Regions from separate parts of the Homo sapiens genome. Here region 1 is linked to region 2. Evidence: read pairs that join two places in POLR2A ChIA-PET (ENCODE). Cell type or tissue: GM12878. All regions are shown on one strand. Region 1 overlaps ALOX12B (arachidonate 12-lipoxygenase, 12R type). Region 2 holds the start of TRS-CGA1-1 (tRNA-Ser (anticodon CGA) 1-1).

The links. Peaks named below come from ENCODE experiments on the same cell type or tissue, not always from the same donor. Only the 100,000 strongest peaks of a DNase experiment are listed, where the experiment ranks them.
Region 1: POLR2A ChIA-PET joins it to region 2 with 13 read pairs; 11 of 35 experiments call an interaction of 5 or more read pairs at or near these places.

The regions. Positions count from the first base shown.
Region 1 is chr17:8,080,037-8,082,536 of GRCh38, forward strand. ALOX12B (arachidonate 12-lipoxygenase, 12R type) reads right to left here. Exons shown (of 15, transcript NM_001139.3): 3 at 1,070-1,151; 4 at 848-940; 5 at 622-744; 6 at 199-302. LOC107985075 (a long non-coding RNA gene) reads left to right here. Exons shown (of 2, transcript XR_001752778.2): 2 at 1-2,500. Among named protein-coding and RNA genes, the nearest start is that of ALOX12B, 6.4 kb to the right of the region's middle. In GM12878, a CTCF peak has its summit at 83 (motif pointing right); no DNase peak of the experiment used is centred here; H3K4me3 peaks cover 228 bases.
Region 2 is chr17:8,137,812-8,140,311 of GRCh38, forward strand. It overlaps TRS-CGA1-1 (tRNA-Ser (anticodon CGA) 1-1), which reads right to left and starts at 1,151; the gene lies at 1,070-1,151. TRT-AGT5-1 (tRNA-Thr (anticodon AGT) 5-1) reads right to left here and starts at 1,714; the gene lies at 1,641-1,714. RefSeq lists silencers at 1,021-1,080, 1,101-1,270, 1,631-1,680 and an enhancer at 2,078-2,500. In GM12878, CTCF peaks have their summits at 922 (motif pointing right) and 1,300; DNase peaks (open chromatin) are centred at 1,050 and 1,690; H3K4me3 peaks cover 1,288 bases; H3K27ac peaks cover 1,685 bases.

The sequences.
Region 1 (2,500 bases), 58 kb before region 2:
TCGGGGAGGAAAACGAGGCCCCCAGCCTGGCGCTGAGCGGCCGGAGGAGCCCGGTGCGACATTTTCCAAGAAGCCGCCAGAGGGCGCGCGCGCGCCTCGCTGCCTCTCCCGTCCCACTGCCCCGAAGTCGGGGGCCTGCCTAGCACGCCGGAGACCGCCTGGCTCCCCCTGCTCGATCCGGGACGCCCCATTCCATACCGGAGACGACAGATTTCTTGCCAGGGAAAATTTTCCTAATGTCCTTCAGCCTCTTCCACGAATGTTTGCAGTCCAACAGGCCGCGGACTTTGAAAGCCAGTGCCCTAGGAGATGGGATTCCAGGAAGAGGCCTTCAGAGGGGCTGCCAAGCGCCGGCTGGGGCAGGTGGCGGGGCCGCCCCATCCACTTAGGTCTCTGGGTCTCAGGGTCTGTGCGTCGCAAAGTCTCTGGGTCCCATGTCTCAAGATCTTTGCATCTCTAGGTCTCTGGGATCATGTCTCAGGTTTTCTGGGTCTGCGTTTCAGCTCCCTCTGCCTTCCTGGCCATTCCAACCTCTGGGGCTGTCTTGGAGGCCGCCAAGGTTGGGGGAGAGGGAAAGTTCTTGCAGGAGCCCTCGTTCTCCCGTCACTCACACGGACTCACATGGGCCCCAGGCGGACGAAGAAGGAGGCCGTCTTGAGGAAGGAGTAGCGGAGATTTAAGTTCAGGAACTTGGTGGCCTTAAAGTTGATGAGAATTGGGAATCCCGGAATATAGCCATTCCACCTGTGGGGAGAAGCGCAGGGCAACTGGGATCCAGGGGGCGGGGAGGAGGCAGGCGCCCAGGGGAAAACCATGGGCGGGGCCCAGCACAGCTTCGGGTCCTTACTCAGGCCGGTTGGGGTTGCGATGCCTCCGCACCGGAGGGCGGTAACTGGGAATGTGCACATAGCTGGGCAGGCCAGGAAGAAAGACTCGCCAGCTGCAAGGGAAACCGAGATGTCACCCTCATGCCCGTGCACCACCCCAGGGCAAAGGGCCAGAGCCATCACTGCCCCCCACCTCCCTGGACCCCTGCCGGGCGCCCAGACTCTGCCACCCGCCCCCTCACTGGTAGAAGTCCTGCTTGGCTCTGATCTCCTCTTTTCTGTGCTCCAGGAGGACGGGGAGCGAGTCATCTGCTGTTGTCTTTCCTGTAGGGAGACCAAGGAGAGGACTCAAGGGCTGACCCTTGCCCCTGCCCACTTCAGGAAGCAGGAGTTCAGCTTCTGTGCCCCAGGTCGTCTCTGGGGGGGCCCATGACCAAGGAGTGGGAAGGCTCACCTTGGGAGAGTGAAGGTGCGTCCTGTCCGGAAATATCAGATAAAAGAATCACGGACCCACCCTCTTTCCTCTTGCTCTACTGTCAAGCTAAGCTCTGCTGCTGCAAAAAGTCCCTCCTCTAGACCCACTGAAATATTTTTTATTTCTATAAATTCATGGAGTACAAGAGCAATGTTGTTACATGCATAGTGGCCAAGTTAGGGCTTTAGGTTACCCATCACCCAAATAAAGTATATTGTACCCATTAAGTAATTTCTCATCATCCACCCCCTCCCATCCTCTCACCCTTGAGAGTCTCCATTGTCTATTGTTTTGCTATGTCCATGTGTACACATTTTTTTTTTAATGGAGTCTCGTTCTTGTCACCCAGCCTGGAATGCAATGGCATGATCTCGGCTCACTGCAACCTCTGCCTCCTGGGTTCAAGCGATTCTGCTGCCTCAGTGTCCGGAGTAGGTGGGATTACAGGTGCCTGCCACCATGCCCGGCTACTTTTTGTATTTTTAGTAGACACGTGGTTTCGCCATGTTGTCCAGGGTGGTCTCGAACTCCTGACCTCAGGTCATCTGCACGCCTCTGCCTCCCAAAGTGCTGGGATTATAGGTGTGAGCCACCACACCTGGCCCATGTGTACACATTTTTTAACACCCATTTATGGGTGAGAACATTCGGTATTTGACTTTCTGGTCTGGCTTGTTTCACTTAAGATAATGACTTCTAGTTCCATCCATGTTGCTGCAAATGACATGATTTCATTTTTTTCATGACTGAATAGTATTCCACTGTGTATATATACCACATTTTCTTTATCCAGTCATCCATTAGGGCACTTAGGGTGATTCCATATCTTTGCTAGTGTGAATAGCGCCACAATAAATAAGGCATCTTTTTGATATGTTGATTTCTTTTCCTTTGGGTATATACCACTGAAATATTAATAACTGACAGTTGTTTAGCACTTACTAGGTCCCAGGTATTGGGAAAAGGGCTTGTGGGGTGCCTGTATAAACTGGCCATAAAAATATGTGACAGTAAGCTGTGGAAAGTCACAAAAGGCCTCTGAGGAGGAAAGCGTTCTTATCGCCATTATGTTCCCATGCTCTGAGCGTTAACCTGCTGTCTTATCTATAAACACTGTGTTCAAGGAGAAAGACACTCCTTTGAAACCTGGAAGGTGGACAGACGCGCAGGCTCCTAGTTAAGCCTGTTCCCACTAGCT
Region 2 (2,500 bases):
TTAACAAGGGCAGCTTTGATGGGGGCGGTGGACACCTGATTAGCAAGGGTCCAAAGGAGAGTGGGAAGATGGAATTGGATAACTTGCTCTGTTTGCTGTAGAAGGGAGTAGAGAAATTGAGTGGTAGCTGGACAGGCGTGTGGGGTCAAGATAGCTTTTGTTGTCTTGCTTCTAAATTGGGGGAAATTAGTGTCTGTAGGCTGAAGAGAAAAATCAAGTAGAGAGGGATTTTTTTTTTTTTGAGATGGAGTTTTGCTATTGTTGCCCAGGCTGGAGTGCAATGGCGCGACCTTCGTCTCCCGGATTCAAGAGCTTCTGCTGCCTCAGCCTCCCGAGTAGCTGGGATTACAGGCGTGCGTCAGCCACCACGCCCGGCTAATTTTGTATTTTTAGTAGAGATTGGGGTTTCACTGGTCTCGGACTCCTGACCTCAAGTGATCCACCCGTCAAGCCTCCCAAAGTGTTGAGATTACAGGCGTGAGCCACTACGCCCGGCTGAGAGGGAAATTTTGATGGTATAGGAAAAAGCAGTGTCTTTGAGATGGCCAGAGGGATGGGAAATCTAGTAAAAGTAGGGGTTGGCTTTAGGTGGAAGCATTCTTCTACAATAATGAAGGAAAAGAAGAGTACGTGGTCACCGACTCAATTAGGTAGGTAGGTAGGTAGGTGCGATGTGAATGTTGATGGGGAACTCCGGAATGGTTTATTTTCTCAGTGAATCAGGAAGTAAAAGCTGAGAAGGGATTCGTAGTTTGAGGTGAGGGTAGGAATGAAACAGTCTCATGGGGCAGTATGAGAGTGAATGAATTGGAGGAAAGTAACGATTGCTGAGTAGCACTAAGGAGCCACCCGAGTGTGGTGGCGTTAGGAATTGAAATCCGCAGTAAAAAAGTTTTTGCAGGTCGATAGGACTATGAGAATCGCAAGAGGGCGCTCGCGGGCTGGTCCCTGACGGCCGAGTCTCTGAGATTCTCAGAATAACGCGGGAGATTCTCCAAGGAAAGAACCAGAAAACAAACTGCTTTTTCCTTCTCCAGAGACCGAGATACCTAAATACCAAAACTAGTGACGCTGTGAGCAGGATTCGAACCTGCGCGGGGAGACCCCATTGGATTTCGAGTCCAACGCCTTAACCACTCGGCCATCACAGCCGCGTGCGCTGTCGGCCCTGTGCAACTATAGCTGCCTATCAACACGCCCGCCTCCAGCCGGCTCCGCCCGGCTCCGCCCGGCTCCACCCGCGCCGCCTAGAGACGTCTGCGCTCGTGCGCCTCTGCTCGGTGGCGCAGACCATGCCTTCCCTCCAGCAGACGTCAGCAGCCCCATTGGAGCGGCAGCCTTCCTATTCTCCCTCTCCTCCCTGAGCATAGGATGGAAACAAAACGGGTCCAAATCCGAGCCCTGTCTTCCATACTCTTGAGGACAGACCCTGAGATGCCTACTTCAGGCTACTTCATGAAACCGAAGTGAGAATCTGTAGTTTCCAATACACACTAAAAGTGCAGGGAAACGGAGGTCCAAAGACGGATTGGCATGTAAGAAGAATCTTAGGGAGAGTCTAGAAGAAATGTTTCTTAGAAAGGCCCTTTGAAAGTGGAGAAGTGTACTTGCAGCAATAATATATCACTCCCCGCTAACTCAGGCACCGCTGGGATTCGAACCCAGGATCTCCTGTTTACTAGACAGGCGCTTTAACCAGCTAAGCCACGGCGCCGGCGTAAAACAGGTGTTCCTCAAGATAAATCAACTCTTAGTGGGTGACAGTAAGTGAAAATCAGCAAACTGCCTGCAGTGGTTCCTCAGTGACTCATCCCTTCCTAAGGTGCCTCTTCCCTTTCAGGTTCTGAGCCAAAGGGTTAATGCTTTGCTTCTCCATTCTTCCACACCTTTGGGGCCAACTCAACCATGAGTGAGCACATGACTCCATGTGTCCCTTAGCTACCTAGACTGACCTGCTGAAGGGCCCTCTCTGTGTGGTGACCAAGAAGCCAAGGAAGGCCGGGCGCGGTGGCTCACGCCTGTAATCCCAGCACTTTGGGAGGCCAAGGCGGGCAGATCACCTAAGGTCAGGAGTCCGCGACCAGCCTGACCAAAAATGGTGAAACCCCATCGCTACTAAAAATACAAAATTAGCCGGGCGCGGTGGTGGGCACCTATAATCCCAGCTACTCGGGAGGCTGAGGCAGGAGAATCGCTTGAACCCGGGAGGCAGACGTTGCAGCGAGCCGAGATTGCACCATTGCACTCCAGCTGGGTGACAGAGCGAAATTCCGTCTCAAATAAAAAAAAGGAAGCCAAGGAAGACAAACACCCTCGAATACCTCAGGGCACCACGGAGTTAAGCAGGGTTCCTCTGCCTTGGCCACCCGTGACCCGGGCTGGAGCTTACCCAAGCCCTTGGCCACACGCACCTCTCAGCTCTCCTTCCCAGGGCAAACCCAGCTGAGGCCATGCTAGAGGGGACAGCAGAGTCTGAGCTGGACGTGGACGTAGCGGGCTC